Linked DNA regions of Homo sapiens: all the other regions are linked to region 2. Evidence: chromatin contacts called from ENCODE Hi-C or POLR2A ChIA-PET data. All regions are on one chromosome and are shown on one strand. Each heading gives the region's core, a stretch centred on a gene start or an enhancer-like site at or near the end of the contact. The rest is flanking DNA. Distances are from core to core; before and after follow the strand shown.

Evidence for each region. Hi-C counts contacts between places; a loop is a spot of excess contacts on that map. ChIA-PET counts read pairs that join two places held with the same protein, here RNA polymerase II (POLR2A). Pooled maps may share reads with other maps.
Region 1: a loop to region 2 is called in a pooled map, with 4 times the contacts of the local background. The contact joins the enhancer-like site here to the promoter of DGKH in region 2. A Hi-C loop is called at or near these places in 2 of 168 maps with a recorded cell type or tissue (CD8-positive, alpha-beta T cell and ascending aorta) and 7 of 50 pooled maps. POLR2A ChIA-PET finds 5 or more read pairs at or near these places in 1 of 52 experiments (T-cell).
Region 3: a loop to region 2 is called in a map of ascending aorta, with 5 times the contacts of the local background. The contact joins the promoter of FOXO1 here to the promoter of DGKH in region 2. A Hi-C loop is called at or near these places in 1 of 168 maps with a recorded cell type or tissue (ascending aorta), 1 of 37 single-sample maps with no recorded cell type and 8 of 50 pooled maps.

What each region holds. Positions count from the first base shown.
Region 1 is chr13:40,973,200-40,976,166 of GRCh38, reverse strand. All of the region lies in intron 2 of ELF1 (E74 like ETS transcription factor 1), which reads left to right. Among named protein-coding and RNA genes, the nearest start is that of ELF1, 45 kb to the left of the region's middle. RefSeq lists an enhancer at 1,042-1,191. Within about 2 kb of position 1,311, at least 10 of the 41 ENCODE cell types and tissues checked have a DNase peak (open chromatin) inside an H3K27ac peak, as active enhancers do; they include CD8-positive, alpha-beta T cell, where a contact is called at or near this core.
Region 2 is chr13:42,046,861-42,049,913 of GRCh38, reverse strand. DGKH (diacylglycerol kinase eta) reads right to left here and starts at 1,266. Exons shown (of 30, transcript NM_178009.5): 1 at 949-1,266. The coding sequence starts at 1,140. RefSeq lists a silencer at 960-1,489 and an enhancer at 2,030-2,119.
Region 3 is chr13:40,665,375-40,668,326 of GRCh38, reverse strand. FOXO1 (forkhead box O1) reads left to right here and starts at 1,686. Exons shown (of 3, transcript NM_002015.4): 1 at 1,686-2,744. The coding sequence starts at 2,115. RefSeq lists an enhancer at 798-847 and silencers at 1,498-2,027, 2,258-2,397, 2,488-2,537.

The DNA.
Region 1 (2,967 bases), core at 62-2,561, 1.1 Mb after region 2:
TTGCTCAGAAATGATCTCCAACATTCATACCTGTTGCATATTTAAGTCTAATAATCTTTCAAGATTTTAGAACAAAGCATACTTTTTCCAGGAACTCATCCTAAAATAATTCCTTCAAGAATTAACAACTTTATTCTGTTATTTCTATGTTGCTTATTATCAGTCTCACGTTTGCCATCTTAAATTTTCATATACACATTACTAATTTTTTCAAATGTGTTAAATTATTTGAAGTAAGACATTGTCTTTTTTCCCCTTAATATTACCAAAGCCTTTAATATCACTGAGTCCTCTTAAAGATTTTTTTTCTTTTTAAAATCTGTTGAATAAGTGATCTCTTCTATAAAATAGGTAAAACTTACCTGTTGCTAGATGATCTGGGATATATAAGTGTTCAGTTATGGTTCTTATCATATCAGAGCATCTCTGAATAATGAGAGGGTGATACCTTGCCCACAGCTGTCTTGACCACAGAATACATTTTCCCAGGACCTATTGTCCACATTCTCATTTGGTGCAGGGACAATGTAGCCATGTCACTACAGTTCTAAGACCAGAAACAGATGCTCATGGAATCTTTTTTCTGAAGTATTTGGAACTGATCTGTTGTACATTTAGTGGAAAACACTTCAAATAACTTTTAAAGATTGTCATTGAAATTGTAAATAAATAAAATGTGTTAAATGACAGTTGTTCACATTTATTAAATCTGGTTGTAGGCATGTGGATGCTTTTGTTTTTCCCTCTACTCTGTTGTATATTAAAATTGTTTTTCAAAAAAAAAATCAGAGAAACTAACATTCATATAGAACTTTCCTTTTTCCTTATATGCTATTTCCTGTATGTAAGAGGATAAGTCACACCAACCTGCCATTTTTCAACTGGAATGGCAAGATTCTGTTAGGTCAGAGATTAGGTGTACCTCATAAAGTAAGGTAGAAGGAATGAGTTGATAGTGTTTAATGTGTAACTTATTCAGCGCCAGTGATGAGAAGGGCAGGAAGCTGGAGTGTTGCTACTGATCTGTACGTGGACTTAGTGGATCCTCTGTTATTTACCTTAAAATTCCAGGTTCTATCTGCTTTGGTTGCCTTCTTTTTAAATCTTGTCATATCAAACTTAAGAAATCCATTAAAAGCTTGGCCATTTGTGAAACTAATATACAGAGGTTGCTTGTTTATTTTTGGTACACTTGGAAAAGTCTTTATCAAAGGAGTTATGTCTTAGAGTCCCCAGCTACAAGCCTGATTGCCTTCTGGGGGAGATCTGACTTTGCATAAAGGCTGAGGCCCTCTTCAGGTTAAGTGAAGGAACAACCCTGCCTGTGGTCTAACATTTGGCTTATCTCTTTGCCCATTCTTGGCAGCAAGGAGGCTGATAGTTGTTATGAAAGAGGAGTCAGTGTGGAGAGTAGGAACTTATTACTCTTTTTTGCAAAATCTTCCTTTAACTGCCCCCTAGCCATCCCACAGAGGCCCAGGGATAACGTCCTGAAAATGAATAAGATGAGATCATTGTATAGGGTAGAACATGGACTAGATGGGCTTCAGAAACTTTCAGTGGTGAATTTTAGTAGCTAGTGTTTAGTGAGCATCTTGCCCCATGCACTGTGCTTTATAGGGATTATCCTATTTAATTCTTACAACAATCCTAAGAAGTAGGTGCTCCTAATTCTCACTACAAAAGAGTCAAGTGAGGCTCAGCGAAGGGAAGCAACTTGCCTGTAATTTCATAGCTACTAAGTGATAAAGCTAGGAATTGTAACCCAGCCTGTGCCTTTAACCACTAATTGAATAATACTAGCCACTGCAACATGTAAGTGGTGAAAAGTAGTTTAAAATATGGAAGAATTATTATATCCTGCATTTATGATTTTGGCAAAAAAGTGTTACTAATTTTAGCTAATTAGTATAATTACAGGTAGATGGTTCTTATGCCTGGCATACCTGTATATGTACCTTTTAAAAAAAACAGCTTTATTGCAATGTAATTCACATACCATATAATCCATCTACTTAAAGTGTACAAATCAATGGTTTTAAGTTTATACAGAATTGTATGTCTGTCTCCATAATCAATTTTAGGACATGTTTATCACCCCAAAGGGAAATCTGTACCTGTTAGCAGTCATGACCTATTCTTCCCCACTCTTCCTAGCTCCTGGGAACTACTAATCTACTTTCTGTCTCTGTATGTTTGCCTATTCTGGACAATTCAGTTATAGTAAATGGAATCATAGAATATGTGCTGTCTTGCGACTGGCTTCTTTTACTTTGGCATCCTGTTATCAAGGTTCATCTGTGTTGTGCCATGTATCATTACTCCATTCTTTTTATTACTGAATAATATTGTATCATATGGATATACCACATTTTATTTATCCATTCTGTACACATTTTCAAAGAACACTTTTTAAAATGAGGTTTGTGTTGGTCAGTTTCTTGTCAGAAATAGAGTTGGCAACGTCTTCTCCCAGAAAATACTCAATCACCTAGAATAGCCTTCCTGGGTAAAAAAAAAAAAAGGAAATTAGCACCTCTGTTGCTTCTAAAAATAACTTAAAAAAATTTCCCCTAACATTTGACACCTTTGATGTGTCTTAGTTTTGCTATGTGATCTTGAAAATTTTTGTCTCCTTTCCATTTCAGTGAACACATAGCACATAAAAGATAGGCAGTTATATAAACAGTTAGTGTAACTGGCCTTTTTTAAAAAAGAGGGTCATTTTCAACATATTTAGAGAGTACTGATGAAAATAATTGTTTGTGTGTGTTTTAGAAATAGTAACCAAAATTCTCAATATTAGAGCAATTCTTCTTTTGGAAAATTGCCAAGGAATTGTTGTTAGAAATGCTACATTATAATATTTTGACTGGTAAAACATTTGTAAGCTGACCCATTTAACCTGTTCCCACTAAATGTGATGTTGAAAGTACTGAAGATACGAGACCAGGAAACTTATCAGCA
Region 2 (3,053 bases), core at 17-2,516:
GATAACAGACTCTCTCTGTGAAGATTTTTAAATTACAATGAAAATTAGAATACATAAAAATCCTTTAATATCCATAAGCATTTGCTTTGGTATGTTCATGATCAAATTAAAAATTAACTTTGAGACCTCACAGGTCGACAGCACAAGCTTCATTAACAAGAGTAACACACCATCCTAATGTCCACACAGCACAGAGGTAACTTCTCATTATTAAAAAGAACCATGGACGCATGGTTCTGAACCCTGCCTGCACTTGGCGGGAACCTGCGACACGAAAGCCTGGCCAGCCCTTGGAGCCATGCAGGGTGCGGTTAAGCCGCGAACACCATGTCCCACTTGCCTGCCTCGGGGCTTCTGCCTTCCAGACCGCAGCAGGAGGCAGAGGGGCAGGAAAGGCTGACCGGTGTCACCTTCCACCCACCCTCTGAGTGGGCCTAAGTGGGAAAGCAGCAGGGCTCACTGCAGCGCAGGCTGGTTGGCCAGCACATGCGCACGCTCCCCCGAACGGCAGGGAAGAAAAATTGAAACTCTCCTTTTAAGTTCCCTAAGTAGGAACTCGCGACTGCGCGTCAGCTTTTTCCCACGCTCCCGCCGAGCCGCGGGTTCCCTGCACCCGCCTCTGCCAGTCGAACTCCCTGGGAGCCCAGGCTCGCAGCCTCCCGCGCAGCCGCCGGGAATCCGTCCCGCAGCACCGCGGTCCAGCGCCCCCGGGCCCCGCCCCACCCCTCCCCGCCCCGCCCGCGCCCCAGGCCCCGCCCCGCCTCACCGTCTCACCATCCCCGCCTTCCCCGCCTTCCCCGCCTTCCCCGCCTTCCCCGCCTTCCCCGCCTTCCCCGCCTTCCCCGCCTTCCCCGCCTTCCCGGGATCGCCCGGCGCGTTCCAGCGCCCCCGCGCCCTCTCCACCTCCCGCTTTCCACGCGGCCCTCAGGCCCGCCTCCTCCGCCCTACCTTGGTCCGGATCTGCCCCGAGGTAGACACTTTGCGGATCAGTTTCTGGGGTCCCTCTTGCTCCGCTTCGCTGTCAGACGAATCCTCTCCCGGCCCCGCCGAGGCAGCGGCGGAGGTGACCGCGGCGCCGGCTCCGGCGGCCGCTCCTCCAGCGGCGCCCGGAGGGTGGTGCTGGCCTCCGGCCCCTGCCATCCTCTCCGACTCCTGCGGGGACACAGCACCGCCCGGCGGGGGCGGCGGCGTTGGTCAGCGGGTGGGCTCTGCCCGAGCGGAGCCCGGAACCCCGTGCCCGGCCGCCGCCGCCATCTTCCGTTTCCCTAGCTACCCCCGCGAGGTAAGGGTCGCCCGGGGCAGGCGCCCTCCAGGCAGGGGTCCACCCGGCTCCTCCGCTCGGTTCCCGCCGGAGCGGCGGCCACGGTGGGACGCAGAGGTAACGGACCCCCGCCCGCCTCGGACCCCTGCGCACCCAGCCTCGGATAGGACCAGCGCGGGTAGAGAGGATGGGGTGACAGGGTTTGGAGCAACATCTCTTCCACTCCCTTACGGTCTGGGTCCCTAGGATGGACAGGAGGGTGGGGGAGGCAGGAAACCTCTGCAGCCCACCCCGTAGTGGCGATGCCCGCACACCCCCTCTCACTTCTGGACAGCAGGGGCAACGCCGATCCCTGGGGAAGAATGGGAACCTGGAGCTTCCTCCCAGCACCCTTGGGTGCACCCGCCACCTCCTGAACCCCGAATCTCTCCAGAGACACTTGGGCCTCGCCGCGCGGTTCCAGCTGAATAAAAGTCCCCTCTGCCACCAAGACAGTCGGGGGCTGCCCCTCGTCGGTTTCCCCACCCCCAGCCCCACTCCGAGGACCGTACCTCTCCCGCCTCCGCCAGGGCCGTCGGGTCCCCTCAGCTCTCCTGACGGCGGCGTTCAGTTTCTGGCCCACCCCCACCCCCATCCGGCGCACACGGAAGAGAAGAGCATTTTCCGGGAGGTTCAGCTCCGCTCTGAGAACTTTTCGTTCAGAAAGAGCGATCCCCTTCGGCTAACAGGAAACTGGGAAGGGCGTGGAGAAAGCGCAGAAACAAGAGACTACACGCAGCCCAAGACGACAGAACGCACAAGAAGTGTCTAAGCTGAAGCGCTAACCGAGATTGCCTGGAAGAAAACAATACACTCGAGCCATGCGAACACCAGTACCCGAGACAAAAAGCCTTGGAAGTCCTGGCAGAGCCACTCCCTAGCCCGGACTAGAGCAGGAGGAAGTGGGATCAACAGGCTGTAGCCACCGCGCACAACTCCCCTGCAAGCTGGCTGCGCGGGCACTTGGGAACCGCGGACTGGCAGCGGGTTGTGCACGCTCAACGTCAAAGAAGCCTCACAGGTGTGAGGGGGCTGCGGTGAGGGGGCTGCGAGAGAAGACATTAAAACGACAGATCCCTCTTGTCATCCAAAGAGAACACCAAACTGGTGTTAGCTATATTTTTAAATAGGACAAAAAGTCCCTGCCAGACTGTGGAGTCTCTCCACCTGGAGAAAGCATTCAATCTCTGTTATGTTCATGCCTTTCAGTACCATTCCTTTCGTATTTTTTCAGTTGACATGACCTTTAAGGTTCCTCCAAACTAAGGTTCTAATTTTTTTTTTTAACTTGCAGTCTTACTCCCAACAAGAAATTTGATATATTAGAGCTAACAGTTCTAAGAAGTTTTAAGAAATAGTATGCAATCCCAATACTGGACATCACACTGTAAATTAAATTCATTAAAATGTAAAATGTGTTTAGTTCAAATATTTAAAGACAGGAGACTGCTGCTATGTAATAATAACAGAGAGGCTATTTCTGCAGCTTCTGTTGTCTCCTTTAGGAAAGGAAGGAGTTGGGCAAAATGAATTTTAAGAACGCTTAGAACTCTACAAATATGTAATTCTTTATCTACAAAGAACATATTTCTGGAAATTCTTAAAAGAGAAAAATAATCAAAATAATGGCCTTCATTCCCACCTGTTTGGTCATGGACAAGTCCAATATTTTGGAAATGTAGACAAGGACACCTAGTAAAGGGTCTTTTGAAAGAATAAACTTAGTTTAGTCTTCTCCTTTAATGTAAAGAAA
Region 3 (2,952 bases), core at 437-2,936, 1.4 Mb after region 2:
GCAAGAAGCTGTTGTGATAAATAGATTATGAAGAAACAGGAGCCCGGACTAGAGAGACGATAGTGAGAATATAAAAGAAGAAAGATAATCTCTCTCAATCTTTTTAACTTTTGTAAGAGGCCTAATTTTTCCTTTTTTCCCCTCTTTTCTCTTTTATTTTTTCAACAACCTCTTGTCCAACTGACTAATTTTCTCTAGATGCCACTTTTTCCATTGCAGAATTACTTGTAAGAAAGAAAGGGATTAAAAAACAAGAGTTGGAAGCTGTCCTTTTGGACAAGATATTTAAAACCCTACTGTCCATCTTCCATCCTAAGTGGTCCCATCTTTCTAAAAGGAAATGCCTTCCATATTCTTCCTAAAAAAGCAAAAGCATAACAAAACAAAACTGGAAAACTGTTTCTTCTGCTTGAGACACAAGGGCCATTATCTTCCCACCTTTGGCCCCACTGATCCTTGACAGGATGTCCTGGACCTGCAGCCCAGATGAGGAAAGGTGGGGTGTGGGTGGGGGGTTGACTGACACACACAGCAAGTAGCCTCAAGGAATTTGGGGGTGGGGCAGGCTGCGCCCCAAGGCTTTGGTCCTATCTCCCGCCCCCCTTGCGTTTTTACTTAACACCCGATCACTTCCGTTGCAAATAAAAAAGAAGTAACAAACAGCTAAATTTAATTAGGGATAAGTAATAAAATGACCTGGTTCTCTCTAACTGCGCTCCTGAGCCCTTCGCTGCCGGCCCTGGACTTAGTGGACGGAGCGGGAGATTCCCGCCCAGGGGAAGAGGTTCCCACGGAGGGCATGCGGTCGCGGGTGCCTTTGGATTCGTGTGTTCAGGGAGGCCAGATAATCTCCTCCCCGCGCCGGAGCCCCTGTTCCTCATTTCTAGCATTTTAAAAAAGGTCAAGAATACAGTGAATCCGGCTGGGGGCTGCCGGCTGGGTGACGCGCCTCTGGCTAGACCGAATGGCACAGGCTGAGCCCGGGGGTGCGGACCGGTGGGCACGGAGAAGGGTCCCTCGGCGCGGACTCGACTGCAGGAGCCGCGGCGCCGGGGGTGGGGGGCGTGTGCCGCTCGCGAGGGGGCCGGAGGACTTGACAGATCGCAGCGAAAGAAAACATTAAACCAAAACAAAACCCACCGATTCCCCACGTCGTTCAGCAAAGACATCGTGGGTGGAGCCAGGAGGGAGCGATTGAGTAGAATTCCTCGCGGCCGCCTCCGCCCGCCCACCCCGCGCCCCCGGCCCTCGGCCCCCTGCCCTGCCAGCCCGCCGGGCTCGGCCCGCAGCGGAGGTCAGGGAGCAGCGAGCGCCTCCTCCCACCCGGGCTTCCCGAGTACTCGGCTCTGCTGCTCCGTAGTAAACAAAGTGTCGCCGGCGCCTCCACGCTGGTTTGCTTCCTAGCAATCAAAACACTGAGAAGGCGAGAGAATCACAGAAACACTCGAGAATTACCAGAAAATAATAGAGATCCAAAAAAAAAAAAAGGAGGTGAGTGTGTGAAAGAGAAAAACACCCCACTACCCCCCACCAGCCCACCGCCGCCTCCCCGTGGAAAACCGGGCCCCACCCAGCCCGGCGCCCACTGGCTGCCCGGGCGGCGGTGCCGCATGCCCATTGGCCGCGCGGGCTGTCGGTCAGGGGCGGGCCGGCGCGCGCGCCGCCGCGGGCGGGGGGCGGCGGCAGATCCCGTAAGTCGGGCGGCCTGGTAGTCGCAGCAGCCGCTGCCGCAGCCGCCACATTCAACAGGCAGCAGCGCAGCGGGCGCGCCGCTGGGGAGAGCAAGCGGCCCGCGGCGTCCGTCCGTCCTTCCGTCCGCGGCCCTGTCAGCTGGAGCGCGGCGCAGGCTCTGCCCCGGCCCGGCGGCTCTGGCCGGCCGTCCAGTCCGTGCGGCGGACCCCGAGGAGCCTCGATGTGGATGGCCCCGCGAAGTTAAGTTCTGGGCTCGCGCTTCCACTCCGCCGCGCCTTCCTCCCAGTTTCCGTCCGCTCGCCGCACCGGCTTCGTTCCCCCAAATCTCGGACCGTCCCTTCGCGCCCCCTCCCCGTCCGCCCCCAGTGCTGCGTTCTCCCCCTCTTGGCTCTCCTGCGGCTGGGGGAGGGGCGGGGGTCACCATGGCCGAGGCGCCTCAGGTGGTGGAGATCGACCCGGACTTCGAGCCGCTGCCCCGGCCGCGCTCGTGCACCTGGCCGCTGCCCAGGCCGGAGTTTAGCCAGTCCAACTCGGCCACCTCCAGCCCGGCGCCGTCGGGCAGCGCGGCTGCCAACCCCGACGCCGCGGCGGGCCTGCCCTCGGCCTCGGCTGCCGCTGTCAGCGCCGACTTCATGAGCAACCTGAGCTTGCTGGAGGAGAGCGAGGACTTCCCGCAGGCGCCCGGCTCCGTGGCGGCGGCGGTGGCGGCGGCGGCCGCCGCGGCCGCCACCGGGGGGCTGTGCGGGGACTTCCAGGGCCCGGAGGCGGGCTGCCTGCACCCAGCGCCACCGCAGCCCCCGCCGCCCGGGCCGCTGTCGCAGCACCCGCCGGTGCCCCCCGCCGCCGCTGGGCCGCTCGCGGGGCAGCCGCGCAAGAGCAGCTCGTCCCGCCGCAACGCGTGGGGCAACCTGTCCTACGCCGACCTCATCACCAAGGCCATCGAGAGCTCGGCGGAGAAGCGGCTCACGCTGTCGCAGATCTACGAGTGGATGGTCAAGAGCGTGCCCTACTTCAAGGATAAGGGTGACAGCAACAGCTCGGCGGGCTGGAAGGTGAGTGGACTCGGCGCGCGGCCGGACCTTGGGGGCGCGGTGGGTCAGGCGAGGGCGCAGCTGTGCAGGTTTGCTCGGCCTGAAGGTGCGGAGCAGGAGGGCAGCGCGTTCCCAGGAGGGCGGGCGAGAAGCGGTGGTCGCGGTGGCCTCGCCCGGGTCCGGTCGGGGACGGCAGTAGGTGTGCGTGCGCGCCAGTCAGGAGTTCGCG